Regions from separate parts of the Homo sapiens genome. Here region 2 is linked to region 1. A link is a loop called in an ENCODE intact Hi-C map of the cell type or tissue named here. Cell type or tissue: mammary epithelial cell. All regions are shown on one strand. Links, peaks and the distances in the headings refer to the core of each region. The heading gives the core; the rest is flanking DNA.

The links. Hi-C counts contacts between places; a loop is a spot of excess contacts. Peaks named below come from ENCODE experiments on the same cell type or tissue, not always from the same donor. Only the 100,000 strongest peaks of a DNase experiment are listed, where the experiment ranks them.
Region 2: it touches region 1 in a loop (2.9-fold over the local background); 3 of 110 quality-filtered maps call a loop at or near these places.

What each region holds. Positions count from the first base shown.
Region 1 is chr12:810,000-820,732 of GRCh38, forward strand. WNK1 (WNK lysine deficient protein kinase 1) reads left to right here. Exons shown (of 28, transcript NM_018979.4): 2 at 3,643-3,815. Among named protein-coding and RNA genes, the nearest start is that of WNK1, 63 kb to the left of the region's middle. In mammary epithelial cell, for the core only: CTCF peaks have their summits at 4,388 (motif pointing left), 6,613 and 8,888; a DNase peak (open chromatin) is centred at 7,652; H3K27ac peaks cover 551 bases.
Region 2 is chr12:897,432-908,164 of GRCh38, forward strand. It overlaps WNK1 (WNK lysine deficient protein kinase 1), which reads left to right. Exons shown (of 28, transcript NM_018979.4): 25 at 48-250; 26 at 3,045-3,239; 27 at 10,416-10,603. Among named protein-coding and RNA genes, the nearest start is that of RAD52, 47 kb to the right of the region's middle. RefSeq lists an enhancer at 8,233-8,332. In mammary epithelial cell, for the core only: no CTCF peak of the experiment used is centred there; no DNase peak of the experiment used is centred there.

The DNA of each region.
Region 1 (10,733 bases), core at 3,909-8,908:
CCAGCACTTTGGGTGGCTGAGATGGGCAGATCACAAGGTCAGGAGTCCCAGACCAGCCTGACCAACATGGCGAAACCCTGTCTCTACTAAAAATACAAAAATTAGCCAGGTGTGGTGGCACACGCCTGTAATCCCAGCTATTCAGGAGGCTGAGGCAGAATTGCCTGAACCCGGGAGGTGGAGGTTGCAGTGAGCAGAGATTGTGTCACTGCACTCCAGCCTGTGCGACAGAGCAAGACTCCGTCTCAAAAAAAAAAAAGGTGAAATAGATGCCCATGTCTTGCTAAGTCAGTGTGGTGCAGAAAATGATAAGGAGGGAGTATTCCAATATTGACCTAAAATATTTTAATCAAGAATTCCAGACACTTTTCTCCACCCATATTTTGATATGTAGAGTTATCATGTGTGGTCTTAATTTAGCAGTAAAATTTTGAATATTGCACATATATAATACTAGAGAAATTTAAATGTTAATAAGACTTGAGGACCAGATAATTTTGGGGATACAGTTGTTAGCTGTAAAGTAAAAATTTCAAGTTTAATGAATGAAAACTAGTCTCACTGCTCCATTAGCACAATTGGTTTGGAAGGTTTGCTTCTGGGCGAATAAAGTGAACAATAGCAAAGGATGGGATTGCTACTTTAAAAATACTAAAATATGAGGGTAAAGAGAGATGTCTGTCAGAGGATGTTTAAAATGAAACAGCTTCTTAAAAGCAAGGGACGGAAGATGTGCAAATGGTTATGAGGTCATTGTACTAAACATTAGCATTGTGCTTCTCACTCCAGAAGAAATTACATCAGTGGATAATCTACTGAGCACTGTAATTTGGGTAGTACTGAGATGAGCAATTGTTTTAGTTGTTGCCTGACCCCCACCCCACCCCCAGCAGCCTGGAACTGTGCATGTTATGAAGAGGTCATGTGACACGGATCCTTGGTTTTGCTCATTTATCCTGTCAAAACAACTTAATGTAGATGGAAAGAAATGAACGAAATGAATAGAATGGGTTAGCTGTATCAGCTTTAGTTTATATTGAAGGTAATGAATGCTGCAATTGGGATAGTATAGTATATTAAGGCCCCAGGAATATCCAGCTCCATAATGGTGAAGAGAAGGTTCTAAAAAGCAACAGTGGCTAATCCATTCTAAGTCTCACTTGATGTTTTAATGCTACTTTTTGATACGGTCTTTTAAAATTTTATCATTGTATTCATGATAATTTGATTGACAGTTGGTAATATTTAAACAATATATGGTTCCTCTTATTTTACCTTCAGCTGTAATTTAGTATAAAGTTCCTATTTCTTTTCAATAATTATTATATAATAACAAACGTGGATCTTCTGAGAAGAAAATTATTTTAGAAGTTTTGCAAAATATTTAGGGTTTGTTTGTTGTCATTGAAACATGAGCTTTGAACCAAATCTTCATTTGTCTCTTAGTTCTGTTTTTCATGTGAATTTGAGGGAGATAATAAAATTTTGTGAGTCAGTTCGTCTCACAACATTTTTCTGAGGATTAAATGAAGTGAAGCAGCCAACTAGTAAATGGCAAATACTTGGCAAAAATTATTTTTAAAACCCCAGGTGTTCCTTCTGATCTGTGTCTTATGTTAGTTTTGATCTACTTTATTATTGTCTTAAAGTCTTTTGGGTGCTAAAATTATGTACTTCTCTAAGATATTTTATGAAATGTTCCTAGATTAAAAAAAAAACAATATTCAGTTATAGATGGAACAAGTAGACAAACTATTGAAAGAAGCCCCAAATTATTTGTTTAGGTTTCCCCCATTTCCTGCTTTGTTGATGATAATCTGTTGTCATGCATCTGTATTTCTAACTTCAAACATTAAGCAGGGGTTCTCAGATCCCTTAAAATAAATAATACTTTTCAGAAAGGATAAAAACACTTAGCTATATAAAGTAGCCTGTATTTATAGTATAGATGTCTTCTGGGCAAATTAGAGATAAAATATTCTAAATATTTCTATGGAATTTTTAGATTGTCATTCAGTGTATTCTCAAGGAAAATTAAATACGGATTTTTGATGGCAAAGAAGTCCCCCGTTTTTTTCCCTCTATGCTTTGCTATAAATAAGTAGTTGGCAGCTTTTTTACAATAAGCTTTTACAAACCATTTTTAAAAATCAAAAGCTGGGACCTTTGCAAGTTGATCATTCTGTATGGGTTGTGTTGGACTTAACTGAGACTCAGAGGCCCAATTTCAATTCTCATTTTTCTTTTAAGTCACAGGAATTTTTTATCCTTGGGGAAATGCTAACTGCTTATTAAGGACACACACACACACTTTTAAAGGGGTATTGAGGGGAAAAGACATTTATGGAATTCATTCAACAAATGGCTGTTGAACAAGTCACTATGCTAGGTTGTCAGGTGCTAAAGATAGAACACAAAAAGGTATCTTGTCACTGCCTTTTCATGACAAAAAGCCTCTGAGGGCTTATTCTATGGGGGATAAGAGTCAATATAATGTTGCCTGTGATTAAGTGTTATGTAAGAGGCATGTACATAGTATCCATTGGTTTTAATGCTATTGGGCAGAGTAGAAACAGGAGTAGTAACTTGGTTTCCTTTTATTACATTCCTTATTGGGTACTTTTGGCGACAGAGTGAGAACCTTAAAGTTCAATTAATAATTGATGTAATAACTGAAGAGAAAAATTAATGAACAGGAAGGTAGATCAGAAAACATTGCCCAGAAAGTAGCATACAGAAGGAAATGGAAAATGAGAGAGAAATTAAAGGATATTAAGGATAAACTAAAGTTATACACATACTCACACACATTTAAAAATTGTTTAAAAAGAAAAGAAGAGTTGGAAGGGGAAAAAAAGAGAATGAGAGGAGACAGTGTTTAGAGAGATACTGAGAATTTTCCTGACTTGAAGACAAATACTTGAGTATTTAAGTTATTGCTTAAAAGAAAAAAAAAATTAGGCTTCATGCAGTGGCTCACACCTGTAATCCCAGGCTTTGGGATGCCAAAGTAGGAGGATCACCAGAAGTTCAAGACCAGCCAGTGCATCATAGCAAGACCTCATCTCTACAAAAAATTAAAAAATTAGCCGGGCAAGGTGGCACATGCCTGTAGTCCTAGCTACTCTGGAGGCTGAGGTGGGAGGATCCCTTGAGCCCAGGATTTGAGGCTGCAGTGAGCTATGATAGCACCGCTGCATTCCAGCCTTGGTCACAGAGTGACTTCCTGTCTTTTAAACAAACAAACAAAAATAAAAACAATGTTTTGGTTAAAGATAGATTGATTTTAATCAAGGCAAAGATAGAACTGGAATTTATATTTAGGTCTTTGCCTCCAAAGCCTATGTTCATTTCCTGACATTAAATTGCATGTCTAGCAATTGATGACTTATGTTGGATATGGAAAGTTAACTGCACCTTACAAAAATGAGACTATATCTGAGTTACACATTAACAGTAAAGATACTAAAATGATCTCAAGCATGAATGTATATAATCCAAATCTATCATTTATAACTTCAGCATTTGCATTTTTTAAACACCATCGATCATGATTTAGTAATGTTTAAGTGTCTAAGATTAACTGTCTGATTTGGTGTTTTATCATTTTAAACCACATTCTGTTTTGGTTTTTGATTTTAGGATCGAAAATTAACAAAGTCTGAGAGGCAGAGATTTAAAGAAGAAGCTGAAATGTTAAAAGGTCTTCAGCATCCCAATATTGTTAGATTTTATGATTCCTGGGAATCCACAGTAAAAGGAAAGAAGTGCATTGTTTTGGTGACTGAACTTATGACGTCTGGAACACTTAAAACGTAAGTTCATCAGTATTACAAAAGCTGACCAAGAAGTATGAGAGAATTTGATTTTTTAAATTTCAGGTCTACCAGTTTCACTTTGGTTGTTCAGCCTAAGAAGGGAACAGTCCTTCCAACTGTTACTGTATTAGCATATTTCCTTGCCCACAAAGTCCTCTAGTATATAAAGTGATTTGATAATTATTTCTTGGTAAGTATTGAAATGAGAAGTTATGGCCGAGTGTGGTGGCTCATGCCTGTAATCCCAGCACTTTGGGAGGCCGGGGCAGGCGGATCACCTGAGGTTGGATCACCTGAGGTCAGGAGTTCGAGACCAGCCTGGCCAACGTGGTGAAACCCCGTCTCTACTAAAAGTACAAAAATTAGCCGGGCATGGTGGCGTGCACCTGTAACCCCAGCTACTTGGGAGGCTGAGGCAGGAGAATCGCTTGAACCTAGGAGGCGGAGGTTGCAGTGAGCTGAGATCACCTCACTTCATTCCAGCCTAGGTGAGACTCTGTCTCCAAAAAAAAAAAAAAAGAGTGGCTAAGGAATCAGAAATCAAATGTCAAGGTAGCCCTCTAGTGGTTAAAATGAGATTAAGGTTTATTGAGAAACTACCTATTTTTTTCATTTGTATTGTGCTTTGCTATATCCCTGCAACTTTTATATCAGATGCAGATTATATTGTGACAGTTATCACTTAAAAAATACTTTTAGTTCCATTTCCCATAACATCAGAAATTAATCCCCAAATAGCTAGATCTATCATTCCTTTCACAGAAATAGGTTTAATGCAGAAATTTCCCGTTACTTATTGTAAAGAGCTTTTGGTAAGTGTTGGAGTATGCCTTTGTAATCCCAGGTTTCTTAGAGCAGCAGTCCCCAACCTTTTTGGCATCAGGGATTGGTTTCATGGAAGACAGTTTTTCCATGAACTGGTGCGGGGGTGGGGCTGGGGAAGTTTGGAATGATTCAAGCACATTACATTTATTGTGCACTCTATTTCTATTATTATTACATTAAAATATATAATGAAATAGTTATACAACTCACCATAATGTAGAATCAGTGGGAGCCCTGAGCTTGTTTTCCTGCAACTCAACTGTCCCATCTGGGGGTGATGGGAGACAGGGCAGATCATCAGGCATTAGATTCTCATAACGAACGCTCAACCTAGATCCCTTGCATGCACAGTTCACAGTAGGGTTCATGGCCCTGTGAGAAATCTAATGCTGCTGACAGGAGCCAGAGCTCAGGTGGTAATGCGAGCAGTGAGGGAGCGGCTGTAAATACAGATGAAGCTTTGCTTGCTCGCCTGCCACTCACCTCCTGCTGTGTGGCCAGGTTCCTAAAAGGCCATGGACTGATATTGATCTGTGGCTCAGTGGTTGGGGACCCCTGGTATCTTAGAGGATCTGTTTTTACTCAGAGAAGAACCTGTAGTAAGTTACCTTGTATAAATTTTTTATTTGGTGAAATTGGATATTTTTAAATTATCACTGTGGCATATATTCTTTATTAATTGTTAAAGTTAATACTGCTGAGCTGATTAATTCCAGATCATTGGAATACAGTGTTACAGCACCTGGATATAGTCACTTGCATGTTTTCTGAAATGCTTACGGTTAGCATGTTGAAACATGAACAGATCATTTCTGTCCTGCAAATTCTAATTTCTTTATCCAACTTCCACTCTTGTTTATGGCAATACCTTTATCCTAGTTAGTCAGGCTTCTTGATACTCTCTTTTCTTCCATTAGAATGTGCTAACTAGCACTATATACCTAGTACTATGAACAAGTGCTAGATATCACATTCTACTGGAAGTGTCTAATACTGAATAATAAGTGTTTGAATGAATTAAGGAGAATTATGTGGTAATAATTATGTGTACATCTTGAGATTCTTTCCACTGGTTTGGATACTTACTTGGTTGTCAACAGTTTGTCTGGCATGCCTAAGATTACTCTAAAATACAATGGTTTACTTGTTTTAAAAACTATATTGAGGAGCTTTGGGTAACATAGTGGGGTAATAAGCCCCTGTGGAATGGCTGTCCCACACCAACAAACTGAAATGTGGAATATAATAAAAGTTTTTTCCAATACGTGTCTAAGCTTTAAGGAAAGAAAGGTTAACCTCCAGATAATAAGCAGAGATAACTCAAAGCCAAAACAGGAACTTATACTCTGGGATTTTAGACCACATATTGGTTGAGGAGTTGATGCTAGTTTTAATGTCCATGCAAGGACAGAAAGCCTTAGAACTAGGTAGAGAGGGGAGCTAGAACTTAGCCTGTGTCAAAAAACTGAACTATCCGTGAAAAGAGAGACCTCAGTGCTCTAGCCAGTGAAAGCTGCAAGGAATTTTACCTGTGTGCAGAAGACTGTGGATAAGAGGGGAGACCTATGAAAAATAGAAATTCACATCAAATGCTACCAGTGTTCTTAATTATTCTGTAAACTAATCTTTTCTTTTTCTTTTTTTGGAGACAGGGTCTCACTCGGTTGCCCAGGACAGAGTGCAGCAGCACAATCATAGCTCACTGCAGCCTCAAACTCCTGGGCTCAGGGAATCCTTCCACCTCAGCCTCCCCACTACCTGGGACTATAGTTGCTCACCACCATACCTGTCTAATAAAAAAACAATTTTTTTTTTTTTAGTAGAGACAGTGTCTATTTTGTTGCCCAGGCTGCTCTCAAACTCCTGAGCTCATCCTGATTTGGCCTCATCCCGATTTGACCTCCCAAACTGCTGGGATTACAAGCATGAGCCACGGTGCCCAGCCTGTTTGGTATTCTTCCATCTCATATGTAGATGGCGCTATAACATAAATTTGTACCATCTACTTGGTACAGGAATCCCAAACCGAAGAACATACATGATAATTGATCAGGAACGGAAAGAAAACTCCCGGGGACATTTTCACAGTTCCTTGGTCAGTGTCCAGAGGCAAAACTGTTTCCAAAGAAGATGACCTCACAATTAAATTACAAATCACACCAATGAAGGTGAATAGACACAACCAGAAAATAGCACTGCAACAATTAAGGATATCATGGACAAGTCTGAAAGTGATTACAAACAATTATTTACATAATGATGTCAGTAAAGATATTTGTAAGTGTATATGAAGTGTATAAAGAGAAAAGAAGGAATTGAAGGAAAAAGACACCAAAGAAAAAAAAGACAGGCATAATTTAAAAGCTTCTGAAGAACTTCTAGAAATAAGAACATTAAAATTCAAACATAAATGGTCTAACGGTTAAACAGCAGACTGAATTGAATTGACAGGAATATTAACTACGAAGAAATGAGCAACAGAACACACAAAAAAGACAGAAAATATTTAAAGAGGATGACATAGTAGTGAGAAGACCCAGATAGATTTAATTATCTAAAAGGGGTTTCCCTGTAGTCCTAGCTACTCTGGAGGCTGAGGCAGAGAATCACTTGAGCCCAGGAGGTGGAGGTTGCAATGAGCCGAGATCGTGCCTCTGCACTCCAGCCTGGGTGACAGAGCGAGACTCCATCTCAAAAATAAAAATGAAAAAGTAGAGAGAATGAGAAAAAGAAAAATTTCAGAATTTAAGAATTCTGATTGAGAATGTATACAGATTCCTAAGCAAGTAGATTGAAAACATTCATATTCATTTCTGGAAGAATGGATAACTAGGACCATTGGCAGCATTTGGAGAGGCAGATTGGGAAGGAATGGGAATTAATTCCAAAATGCGTGCTTTTTGGACCTTTCGAGTTTCTACCTTTGTTCTCTATGTATATTTACATTGAAACAGATAAAACACCCATAGCTGAAAAATAAGATGGGAATGTATGAGTCAGAAAATTTGGATTAAGGCCAGGCGTGGTAGTTCACACCTGTAATCCCAGCACTTTGAGAGGCTGAGGCGGATGGATCACCTGAGGTCAGGATCACCTGAGGTCAGTTCGAAACCAGCCTGTCCAACATGGTGAAACCCCATCTCTACTAAAAATACGAAAAATTAGCTGGGCATGATGGCGGGCGCCTGTAATCCCAGCTACCCGGGAGGCTGAGGCAAGAGAATCGCTTGACCCCGGAAGTGGAGGTTGCAGTGAGCCGAGATTGTGCCACTGCACTCTAGCCTGGGTGACAGAGTGAGACTCCATCTCAAAAAAAGAAAAAGAAAAAAAATTTGGATTAAAAGTTGAGATAAATTTAGATGTATTTTTTTAAATAGACATGAAATTCAAATATCATACAATTAACATTTTAGAAAGTACAATTCAGTGGCACTTAGTACATTCACAATGTTTTGTAAGTACCACATCTATCAAGTTACTCAACATTTTAATCACCTCAGAACACTCTGTGCCCATTAAGCAGTTACTCTGCATTTCCCTTCCTCCAGCCAGGCAGCGTATTTTTTCTTTAATTGCACATTATCTAAGTTCTTTTTCTTTTTACAATTAAAAAGAAATTTTCAGTTTCTGAGCTTCAGAGGCTTATGCCAACAGGAGGGTTTATTAAGTAGAAAGAGCATTAGACTTGCAGTAGAAGTTGTGACTGCTCCCACCGCTGCCTCTGACCAACTGTGATTTTGGGCAAATAGCTAACCTTATTTGGGCTTCAGTTCCCCATGTGTATGTAAAACAAGTGGTTGGACTGCCTGATCTCTGGGACCAGCCATTCGTGGATGGGATTTTTTTATTGTAAAAAACATAACAAAATTTACCATCTTAACCATTTTTAAGTGTATAGTTCAGTAGTGTTAATACAAACACATTTCTGTGCAATTTCTAGAATGCTTTTCATGTCACAAACTCTATGCCCGTGGAACAATTTCCCATTTCTCCCAACCCTCAGCTCCTGACAACTACCAACTTTTTACCATCTCTATGGATTTATCTAATCAGGATATGTCCTATAAATAGACTCAAAGTATGTTATGGATCCTTGTGTTTGGCGTCTTTCACTTAGCATGGTGTTTTCGAGGATCATCGTGATTGCACGCATCAGTACTTCATCCCCTTTTATGACTGAATAACATTCCATTGCATGGAAATATCACAGTTTGTTTATTTATCCATTGATGAACATTTGGGCTGTATCCACCTTTTGGCTATTATGAGTACTGCTGCTATGAATATTTGTGCAGAAGTATTTTTTTGAGTACCTGTTTTCATTTCTTTTGGCTGTATACTAGGAATGGAATTGCTGAGTCATGTGGAAATCTTTGTTTAACTTTTTGAGGAGGCATCCTACCGGGAGTGACATGATACCTCATTATGGATTACATTTGCATTTCCCTAATGATTAATAATGTGGAACATCTTTTCATATGCTTATTGGCTATTTGTGTATCTTTGGAGAAATGTTTATTCAAGTTCTTTGCTCATTTTTTATTGGATTGCTTGTTTTTTTGTTGATTTATTAGAGTTCTTTATATATTTTAGAAATTAGACCCTTGTCCAGATCCATGATATGCAGATATTTTCTCCTATAGGTTGCCTTTTTTGCTCCTTGATAATGTTCTATGATGTACAGATTGAGTATAGTATCTCTTATCCGAAATGCTTGGGACCAGAAGGGCTTTGAATTTTTTCAGATATTGGAACTTTGAATTATACTTACCAGTTAAGCCTCCCAAATCTGAACTCCAAAATGTTCAAATGAGCATTTTTGTTGTGTGTCATGTTGGTGCTCAAGTTCAGATTTTCTATTGGAGCATTTTGGATCTTGGATTTTCTGATTTGGATGCTCAAGCCTGTGCCAAGTTTTAAATTTTGATAAAATCCAATGTATCTGCTTTGTCTTTTGATGGTTGGGCTTTTGGTGTCATGTAAGAGTCCATTGTCATAAATAACCAAGGGCATACAGATGTATCCCTAAGTTTTCTTCTAAGAGTTCTATCAATTTAACTTTTCTATTTAGGTTATTGTTCCATTTTTAAGTTAACTTTTGTGTATGCCGTGAGGTAGGGTCTGATTTCATTCTTTTACATGTTGATGTCCAGTTATCCCAGCATCATTTGTTGAAGAGACTTTTACCTATTGAATGGTCTTGGTACTCTTCTCAAAAATTATTTAATCATATGTATAGGTTTATTTCTGGACTCTCAATTCTATTTCATTGGCCTACATGTCTGTTCTTATGCCAGTACCGCATTGCTCTGATTACTATAGTAATTTTTGTAAATTTTGAAAATTAGAAGTGACTTCTCCAATTTTGTTCTTCTTTTTCACTATTGTTTTTGACAGTTGGGGTCTTCTTGAAATTCCATGTGAATTTGAGGATTAGATTTCCATTTCTACAAGAAAAGGCTGTTGGAATTTTGACAGAAATTGTGTTGAATCTGTAGATCATTTTGTATAGTATCACCATCTTTAACTATATTGTCTTCTAATCCGTGAACACAGGGTGTCTGTCCATTTATTTATGTCTTTTTTAATTTCTTTCAGCAATGTTTTGTAGTTTCATTATACAAGTCTTTCACATCCTTGGTTAAATTTATTCCTAGATCCTTTATATGCTATTGCAAATGAAATTGTTTTCTTAATTTCCTTTTCAGATTGTTAATTGCTGGTATATATAAATACAACTGATTTTTGTGTGTCAGTCTTGTACTTTTGTAACTTTACTGAATTCTTGTATTAGCTCATCTGTGTGTGTGTTCATTCTTTGGGGTTTTTTTTTTTTTTTTTTTTTTTTAAACAGATGGGGTTTCACTCTGTCACCGAGGCTGGAGTGCAGTGGTGCAGTCATAGCTCACTACAGACTTGAACTCTAGGCTTAAAGGATCCTCCCACCTCAGCCTCCTGAGTAGCTGGGACTCCAGGTGTGTACCACCATGCCTGGCTAATTTTTAAATTTTTCATAAAGATAGGGTCTCAATATATTGCTTATGGTAGTCACAAATTCCTGGCCTCAAGTGATCTCCCTTGCCTCTGGCT
Region 2 (10,733 bases), core at 3,049-8,048, 87 kb after region 1:
TGAAGAGGATTATGGTATTTTGAATTATGTTTGGTTATCTTTCACAGACATCTCAAAGAGATTCAGGACCTGCAGAGTCGCCAGAAGCATGAAATTGAATCTTTGTATACCAAACTGGGCAAGGTGCCCCCTGCTGTTATTATTCCCCCAGCTGCTCCCCTTTCAGGGAGAAGACGACGACCCACTAAAAGCAAAGGCAGCAAATCTAGTCGAAGCAGTTCCTTGGGGAATAAAAGCCCCCAGCTTTCAGGTAAAAAGCCCTGGACTAGGTCAGCCACAGCTGTCCTATCTTTTGTTTCTGTCTCCAGCTGTATGTGACCTGCTGAACATTTGTTGTTTTTGTTAAATTTCAAAGGAATTTGGCTCTCCTGATATTTTTGCTTCCTTGACTGCTGTACTTACATTTATTGTACCTCTTTTTGAGTCTATAGAAGTAGACTTAGTGAATACAATGGCTTATTCCATTGTAATCCATATTGCTATCTACTGGTAATCTTTATTTATAGTTATTCTTAAGGATAGACATTTAGCTTTGCCTGTTAACTCGTATAACTCACATTTAACCAAACTCTTGGGCAGTTGGAAGAAAATACATTATTCTCTGTTTAGTAAAACTTGGGTAGATTCTTTGTTTTAATGGATGACTTAGTCATAATTGCAACTTAGATGAATGTAATCGTCATATAGATATTTGTGTGTATGTCTAAGTGGTAACTTCTTGATTAAGGTTTTTATTTCATTTATATTGGGTTAAAGAACTTGCTAGTCATTGGTTAGGCACGGTGGCTCACGCCTGTAATCCCAGAACTTTGGGAGGCTGAGGCAGGCAGATCACGAGGTCAGGAGATCAAGACCATCCTGACTAACACGGTGAAACCCTGTCTCTACTAAAAATAAAAAAATTAGGTGGGCATGGTGGCAGGCGCCTATAGTCCCAGCTACTCAGGAGGCTGAGGCAGGAGAATGGCATGAGCCCGGGAGGCGGAGCTTGCAGTGAGCTGAGATTGCACCACTGCACTCCAGCCTCGGTGACAGAGCAAGACTCTGTCTCAAAAAAAAAAAAAAAAAGAAGAACTTGCTAGTCATTAAAATCAAAGAAATAGTTAAGTGATACTCTTTTGTAATGTAGTATATATATATATTTATTTATTTTAAGAGACAGGGCCTCACTCTGTTGCCCAGACTGGAGTGCAGTGGTGTGATCATAGCACACAACACAACAGCCTCAAACTCCTAGGCTCAGGTGGTCCTCCTACCTTAGCTTCCTGGGTAGCTGGGATTACAGGCACACACTACCATGCCCTGCTAACTTTGAATTTTTTTTTTGAGACAGAATCCCGCTCTGTTGCCCAGGCTGGAGTGCAGTGGCACGATCTCGGCTCACTGCATTCTCCGCCTCCCAGTTTCAAGTGATCCTCCTGCCTCAGCCCCGCATAGTAGCTGGGATTACAGGCACATGTCACCATGCCTGGCTAATTTTTGTATTTTTAGTAGAGATGGGGTTTCACTATGTTGGCCAGGCTGGTCTCAAACTCCTGGCTCAGGTGATCCACCCACCTTGGCCTCCCAAAGTGCTGGGATTACAGGCGTGAGCCACCGTGCCCGGCCCTGGACTATATTTTAATTGGGATAGATAGAGAGTTTCTAATCCTTTGGTGAAATTATGGTAGTGTTAACACAATTAGTTGAAAAGTAAAAGAAGGTTAAAATATGTTAAAAAGCAGTTGCAAACTTCTTAGCAGTTCCATTCTCTGGAAAGGTTCACAGATATCCAAATGTAGCACATTAGGGCCAGTTCATGCAGCCCATTAGTAGAGATGTGATTGTAAGAGAAATCAGCTAATTTCTGATCTGATCCCAATCAGATCTTTTTTGTTTTTGTTTTTGTTTTTTTGAGGCAGAGTCGGCAGTGGCTCAACCTCCAACTCCCAGGTTCAAGCAATTCTCATGCCCCAGCCTCCCAAGTAGCTGGGATTACAAGCATGTAATCCCAAACCAAATGTATAAGAACACCTGGCTAATTTTTGTATTTTTGTATTTTTAGTTGCACTATGTTGGCCAGACTGGTCTGAAACTTCTGGCCTCAGGTGATCCGCCCGCCTCAGCCTCCCAAAGTGCGGATTACAGGCATGAGCCACTATGCCCAGCTATGATCCTAATCAAATTCTAATCCTAATTTTGACATACTTTTTGAGTGGACTTGAATTCAACTGGGAACCGGGGAGCAGAGAGTCAATTTTAGGACAACCGACCTATTGAAAGCAACCTACCAAAAATAATTTTAAACACCCATTGCTCTGTAGTGACCTCCATCATTTTTGAACACCTCTTTTGTATTTGCTCTGATGCACGTTTATAGGAAAGTCTAAGCAGAGACTGCCTAGCAAACCTTTTTGTATAATGATTCAACACATTTTCTAATAGGGTAAAAAAAAAAGCAATCATGGAATTGCAGAATGGAATCTGGGTATCCACTAGGTACTCTGGTCTTCTTACGCTGCTCAGACATGTGGCCCATCTAGGTTTTCTAAAGCTAAAAAGCTCTGGAATAGTACATATGGCCCTATTACCTATGGATTCTTTTCTTTTTTTTTTTTTTTTTTTGAGTGCAGTGGCATGATGTCGGCTCACTGCAGCCTCTGCCTCTGGGTTCAAGCAATTCTCCTTCCTCAGCCTCCTGAGTAGCTGGGATTATAGGCACCCTCCACCACGCCTGGCTAATTTTTATATTTTTAGTAGAGACAGGGTTTCATCATGTTGGCCAGGCTGGTCTCGAACTCCTGACCTCAGGTGATCCGCCCACCTTGGCCTCCCAAAGTGCTGGGATATTATAGGCGTGAGCCACAACACCCAGCCTATCTATTGAGTCTTAGTGTCATTCCTCACTTCTCCCGTTAGTGAGGACTTTGTTCTTCTCATCAGTTTGTAGCTTTTGACCCATCATTCATCACTCAGTGGAACAAACCAAATGTATAAGAACAGTGCCTGATGAGTGCATGGGAAGAGCTGGACATGTTTCCTCATGCCACTTTATCTTTTGGCAGGTAACCTGTCTGGTCAGAGTGCAGCTTCAGTCTTGCACCCCCAGCAGACCCTCCACCCTCCTGGCAACATCCCAGAGTCCGGGCAGAATCAGCTGTTACAGCCCCTTAAGCCATCTCCCTCCAGTGACAACCTCTATTCAGCCTTCACCAGTGATGGTGCCATTTCAGTACCAAGCCTTTCTGCTCCAGGTCAAGGTAATAAAGCAACCATCATCGTCCAAAAACAATAAAATGGAGATGTTGCCATACCTGGGACAAAAGCCTGTTAAGGCGGGTTGGGAGACTAGCTGACCAGAACACAGCCTGTGTGTTGTACACTGAAGAATCTGGGTGAAAAGGGAAGTGGAGTGATAATGAGAATCGGTGGGCTCACTGCTCCCATTAGGTGAAATTACTTTTTTTCAAGGAATTACAGTGAAAAGTTACATCTGTGTGGCCTATATGACTTGCTCATTTGGGATTTGGAACTTAGGCTTTAATATTAGGCTGAGATTTCCTGGATGAAATTCTAAGGTGTTTTAGCAGTTTCTGAAGCTAATACATTTTCTTAGCCATTGTAGAATTTTGTTACTTTTAAGTATGGGAGTGGCATACTAAAATGAATAACCTTACAATTCAGTTTTTTATCCATAATCTACTTTCCAAATATAGCTCTGTTTATTAGTGATTGCTGAAAAAATTCCCACAGAGGAAAGAGCTTTTAGTCATATTAGAACAAGAATTGAAAAGACTTGGGCATCTGGGTGAGAAGAATGAAAAAAATATAGGTACTGGCTTATGTGCCTTTGCCACAGTTTCACAGAAATTAGAGATCAGTCTCTTCACAGGAAGAATGCACTTGATTGGTAAGGAGGGCAAACTAGCTAGCATTATTCGAACTAAGAAAAGCTTCCGCATTTTGCAGATGGGTAGAATTAAGACCTAATATTTCATCTCTTACATATCTGACCTTCCCCCCAGAAGCTTGTTCTTCTGTGTGCCATCTTAGTGCATTTCACCACTCCAGCCTCAAGTTTCTAACATCTTGTAGTTGTGTTCTGTCTCTTCTCCTCTCTCTGTTCTACCCTGTTTTTCCCCTCTCACAGGCTGTGCGAAGTTTAACTGTGCATCTGAACAGGTGACATTCAAACCTGGTGGCAGGAGGACCCGATTTCTGAGTACGCCCTGCTTGGCTCTTTGTGTGTAACACCTTTACTCCTTCCTTGTCCTTGTGTTTCTGCTGCTTGGATCTGATGTTTCACGCAGTCCATTTTCATTTGTCTCTTTTTGTATATCATCTACTCAGTGGCTTGGCTGAATTACTGTTACCCTCAGAAGTTTGGGCCCCCACATTAATTATGATAAAAAATGTCAAAATAACAAGTTATCTACAAATTTCAATGTAACTTTCTGGTAGAAGTGCTTCTTCATGGATCTGTGACAGAGAGTGGATATGGTATCTAGGCAATAGATTGCTGGGTCATTTAGAATAATGAAGACTGAACTCCACAGTCGTAGTCAGTGCTGTCTGTCTGCCCTAGCATTAGAAATGAGAGAAATCAGCCAGACACGGTGGCGTACACCTGTAATCCCAGCACTTTGGGAGGCCGAGGCGGGAAGATTGCTTGAGGCCAGGAGCTCGAGACCAACCCTGGGCAACATGGTGATACCCCATCTCTAAAAAAAAAAAAAAAGTTAGCCTGGCATGGTGGTGTGCACCTATAGTCCCAGCTGCCCAGGAGGCTGAGGCGGGAGGATTACCACCTTAAGACCAGGAGGTTGAGACTGCAGTGAGCCATGATTGCACCACTGCACCCCAGCCTGAGCGACAGAGTGAGACTCTATCTCAAAAAAAAGAAACGAAATGAAGAAAGCATTTTGACCAATGATGCTCTTAGATCCTGGCAGCAGGTAAAAATTATGTACCATTTTTTTCCATTCTTTGTCAGAGTAGATTGAAATCTTATTTTTCTTCTCTATTAAGCCTAAGCAGCTACCAGTTGAAAAGATGCTAGGATCTCTTCATTGGATCATTCCACCACTACTGTCCTCTAACCCCATAAAATCAAAAGCGGTTTTTAGTTTGGTTATTCTGATAAAGCACTTAGTCTAATAAAGATCAAAGCCCAGCATCTGCAAGTGAAAATTCTCCTTCTAACATGATTTCTGGGATTTTGCAGCTTTCTACTTAAAAACAAGGCACAATAGCAAGTCACCCCATCTTCCCCATATGTGAAATGGAGATGATGCCAGTGTCCTAGGGCCATCGTACAAATCAAGCTAAGATCATGTACAGAGAAACAGGTAGCGCTTGAAAAGCACTCATGGTTTCTCTCTGATGAGTCAGTGCCTACCTGGCACAGAACAGGTAGTCAATAACTGTTCGTGGAAGAACAGTTTAAAACAAACAAAAACATAGTTCAAGTAGAAAAACCTTTGTTATAATTTGAATAAAGATCTTCTCTGTTAAGGCCTCAAACTTCTGATGTGATTATTGAAGTGCTTTTTACATGCATGTGCTCAGGCCATCACTGTTTCTGAGTATGGGTCAGAGGCCCTTGGGCCTCTTCACGGTGGGAAGAATTTACAACCTCCCTTTGTTCTCTGTAGTGACTAGATTTAAAGCGAAGCATATGACACGTTTAACTGCCATTTCCCTCACACATACCCCTGTTATTTTTACCTGCATTAGAAATGGATTGGCTCCTTCCAGCACCCCTATTATTTGTACCTGTATTAGTAATGAGTTAGCTGTACTTGAGAGGCAGTCTTTACTGACTTTCCCCACATGCACTAGTCCCAGGCTGTTTAACAAAGAAGCGGGTGGAAGGCATTACCCAATTCGATCGTTTTCCAGGCTTGTGTGATTTTTTTTTTGAGGACTCAGATCAATAATTTTTCTGGTCAGACTTTCCTGGACTGTGCATATTAGCACTTTGACAGTTGAATAAGCATTTAATTTGCATGTCCACCTAGAAAGTTGCAAGGGGGGTGTTTTTGAAGTAGAATGTGACATGTCAGGCCTATGGTCTACAGCCTGAAGTGTCTGAGAGGGAAGAAAGAGAACCAAAGCTTCTGTTTCTGAAATATAATGTGACAAATACCACTTTAATTAAATTCCATAAATTCTCATCCCACTTTTAAAGGTAGGTGGTATTACCCCTGTTGTTCAAATGAAAGTGGTCAGAAATATTGAATCTTGTCACTTCCCTTTGGGTGCAAAATGAAAGGCCCTACATCCTTAGAAGTCACATCAGGATACATCATGTAAGCCTGGTAAACAAATCCCAAGAGACATACTTGAAATATGGAAAGGAAACAGGTACTTGAAAGAGTAGGGCACCTTACTAGCTTGAGATGTATTATTCTATGCTCTCAAAATAGATAATGGTTTGGAAGCACGGCTTGGCTTACTGCTATATTTATGTTCAGAGGTTGCTTGTTTTCCACGTACTTTTAAAAACTATTCTGGAAGGGAAGGGGTTAGTATATATATGTGGGATGTGGAAATATAATAGCCAATTTAAATGAACTTAAAGCTGTAACAGTGATACTATCAGTCTACTGTGGTGGGGTTGCTAATGCATTTAACTGAGTGCTTTTTAACAGCCCAGCTGGAGAAACAGGAAGTGGGACAGGATCAGTGGAAACGCTGCTTGGGTATTTGAAATTCAAGCAGTGAGACCTGAGAGACTGGAGTTCCTCGCCAATTCCAGAACCTCAGTGCAGGGCATTACTCTTTTAGATACAAAGATTGGGTGTAGAAACTCCACATCTGTCAGCCACGTAACACAGCCCATCAGATAATCATGTTAAGGCTAACAGCCAGTTCGAAACATTCTGTAGAACTATATCTGTTCAAGGGCTACCAGGTCCTACCTATCTGTCTCACCTCCTGCTTTCTCTTGCTGGGCGTTTGTGTGCTGTTTGGAGATTCTAAATATTTTACACTGATGTTTCTTTATCTTTAACACATTGCTTCTCTCTTTGTGCTTCAGGGAAGATGGTGAAAAAAGTCTGTCCTTGCAACCAGCTCTGTAGTAATTATCTTTTCTGTTATTTTTGGTCCTTGATTGCAAAGCCTGTTAACCATGAGTTCTTTCAACTCTGCAGTCTCATAGCTCCCTGATTCCTAACTTCCATCTATCTCTGTATCCTATTCTAATAAATATTTAACATGCTTAATTGAGAAATCATCTCCTAGTCGGTGCCCTCAGTGATAACCCCATGTGAGCCTAGCTTGTGACAGACATGGATTGGTAATGGCCATGGGTATATATAGGGAGGTCAGGGATGCCTAGTTCCTATGGGAGAGCGATCCTTTGGTCAGCAAATATGTGCCGGGCAGTGTTATTACCCCAACTGGAAACTCAGCAGTGACGAAAGCATACAAAAGTCCATGCCCTCCCACGTTCACACTGAAGTGGGAGATGTGTGCTAGATTGACGAGGAGAAAAACACCACTTTCTAGAGTTTGTCTTCTTAGACTGTGGCTTCTCATACTTTAATGAGAAGGCCACTTACAGTGTTGTAGGTAGGGTCAACAGGGAAATTCTGTACTTGGGATGTTGGGCTGTAAGTTATGGTTCATAATAGGTTATTGTTAGTAGGATCTGGTGATGTGGGAATAGGGGAAATGTATTATAATGGCAGGAGGAAATTTAAAAATGAATCTTGGGGGTAAGTCTATACTACTTATTAGGGCTTTTCAGAAGAACTAAAAAAGGTTAAGAAGTTAGCATATTCTCTCAAAGGCCTTTCTACATCTTTTATAGTCAAGTCTCCTTTTCTTAGGAGTTAATTTCTGGTCAGAAAATGATAGGTTTGTTTCATTCTTTAATGGGAGGCCTGTATACAGAAGCCAGAACGTGAAGGTTTAGCTGTATGGTTGACTCTTCCTCATGGTTTCTCTTTCCTCATAGAGAATCCTGTATTAGGTAATGTAGGGTAAAATGAAAAGTGAAATTTCGTTCTAAAGGGGCCTCGCAGCATCAGGGGCGACAGACTAGAGAGGTGTGTCTCCCAGCATGAGCTCTGTGGATAAGCAATGGTCACGCCTCCTGAGCTTCTTGTATTTAGCTTTTGACAGCTCTGCTCCCCTGTGATTATTTCTGTTTTTTGTTTTGATTGTCTCTCACATCAAGCTCACCAAGCAATAATTGTTCAAACAGGATGACAATCCCCATGCATGTGATATGCTTGCTTTCTAGATTGAGTCACTCACTGTCATGACTGCCCATCCTCATTGCCTGTGCTTCCCACTTCACCACTCTCTCACATTGGCTGTTCATGGAAGGCTGTTTTCTGTGCTCTCATGCTTCTCCCCTCGCGTTTCCTGTACTGTAGGGAGCTTACTCTTCCCTTCACACTGTATGTGCAATAGCAATCCCCTTGTGGCTCCAGCAGACACCAAGAAATGAGCTGACACTCACACTGCAGTAGTTCCGTGTCTTGCCATAGCGGTAAGAAGCATGTGACCTTCCTCACTGCAGCTTCACCTCAGAATTAGCTGTTACTGCAGCACAGACCTGCTTGTGTGTGCCATTCCCCAGGTGGTAGGATATAAGCTTGACTTGAGACCAGCGATGGTCAGTAACAGGCTTTGAAGTGGCAGGATTGCGTTAGGTGTGCTGCTGTGATCTGGTGCTGCTTTGACCTTGAAAGCAGGATAACGCATGCACTTACTTACCCCCGCATTACTTGGGTACCTTAAGGACTAGTGGTTCACAACTTACTTTAGGAGCTTTTATTTATTCTGTAACACGTGAGATCTGGTAAGACAGTGGGGGGTAAGGAAAACAGACAAGACCATGACTCTTCTTTCCCTCTTCCCCAAAACGTGCCTCTTGGAATAATCTTCAGTGTGCCCTCCAGCAGAGCCGAAATCAGGCAGGCATAGACTCCCTCCTCTCTCATCAAACCGCAGAAATAGAGTTCCTTCATCATAACCGCAAAGCTTCCTCCTCCCCTTTGCACCCTGCCTCAGCTGCATTTTCTTGTCGCTTCTACATGGGAGTGCTTGCTGTTCTGGGAAGAGTGGGGAGAAGCGGTGGGAATCCTTGAGCCAATTGAAACTGAGGTCATCTTCAGGAAAACCATGTCTTCCTGAAGTTGAAAGATTCAGGCACACCATACAGTCCTTTCCTCATGAATAATCTTGTTCTTTACTCATGGGAAATTGGGAGAGGTTAACCCCTCCCAAGTTTATGTTTGCAAATTCATGTTTATGGGTCCAGGTGAAAAACTTTTCTGAACACAGCATGCTACTTCTCTTATTACCTCTCTCTATTTAAAGAATGGCTAGGCTGAGCATGGTGGCTCACACCTGTAATCCCAGCACTTTGGGAGGCTGACATGGCAGGATTGCCTGAGCCCAGCAGTTCATGACTAAGCAACATATGGAGATTCTGTCTATATAAAAAAGTAAAAAATTAACTGGGTGTGGAAGTGCATACGTCTAGTCCCAAGCTACTTGGGAGGCTGAGGCAGGAGGAGTTGGAGGCTGCAGTGAGACGTGATTGTGCCGCTGTATCCAGCCTGGGTGACAGAAAAAGAAGAGACCCTTCCTTTAAAAAAAAAAAAAAGCCGGGCGTGGTGGCTCACGTCTGTAATCCCAGCACTTTGGGAGGCCAAGGCGGGCGGATCACCTGAGGTCAGGAGTTCTTGAGACCAGCCTGGCCAACACGGCAAAACCCTGTCTCTACTAAAATACAAAAATTAACTGGGCATGGTGGTGCACACCTACAATCCCAGCTACTCTGGAGGCTGAGACAGGAGAATCGCTTGAACCCAGGAGGCAGGGGTTGCAGTTAGGTAGGATCGTACCACTGCACTCCAGCCTGAGTAATAGAGTGAGACTCCATCTCAAAAAAAAAAAAAAAGGCTAAAGAATGTGGCAGTGTCCAATGGTTTGGAAACCCACCTTCTCCTTATCCTTAGCCAAGCATCTTTTCCTACTCCTACTTTAACCGTGCCCAATGCACAAGAAAACCTCTTTTTCCCTGCATTCTGCAAAATTCCAGAGCAACTAGCCTTGCTGATTGTATCACACCTCCATCAGCAACGTGATGCTGGGAATAGCGTACTGGCGAGCAGTTCCAATACTCTTAGGTGCTTTGTGAATGGACTGAAAGAGGCCCCTGCCTGTGTACCTACCGTCATCCTGAGTTGTTCAGCCTTAGCAGCAGCTACTGAAGAGAAACTGTTTTCATCACCCTATTATACCAAAACAAATGGCTAAACAAAACCTTGGAATCTTCCCTCTTGCATGGCTTCCCAGTTCATCCTCTTCTCATTCTGTGGCTTGCCATTCATCATCCCGTGAAGTTTTCCCTCTTCCTGAAATTGTAACCTAGGCTTCTTTTAATGCTCGTATTCTGTTGCTTATAATAGGAACCAGCAGCACAAACACTGTTGGGGCAACAGTGAACAGCCAAGCCGCCCAAGCTCAGCCTCCTGCCATGACGTCCAGCAGGAAGGGCACATTCACAGATGACTTGCACAAGTTGGTAGACAATTGGGCCCGAGATGCCATGAATCTCTCAGGCAGGAGAGGAAGCAAAGGGCACATGAATTACGAGGTAAGTCTCTCTTTTGCCGCAGAGAATCCGTAACACACATCTGAGTCAAGGTGATAGAAACAACTAAGCTGCTGCTTAACGTCTTACGCCACGACCTTCTTCAATTTTAATACTTTAGAAAAACAAGGCA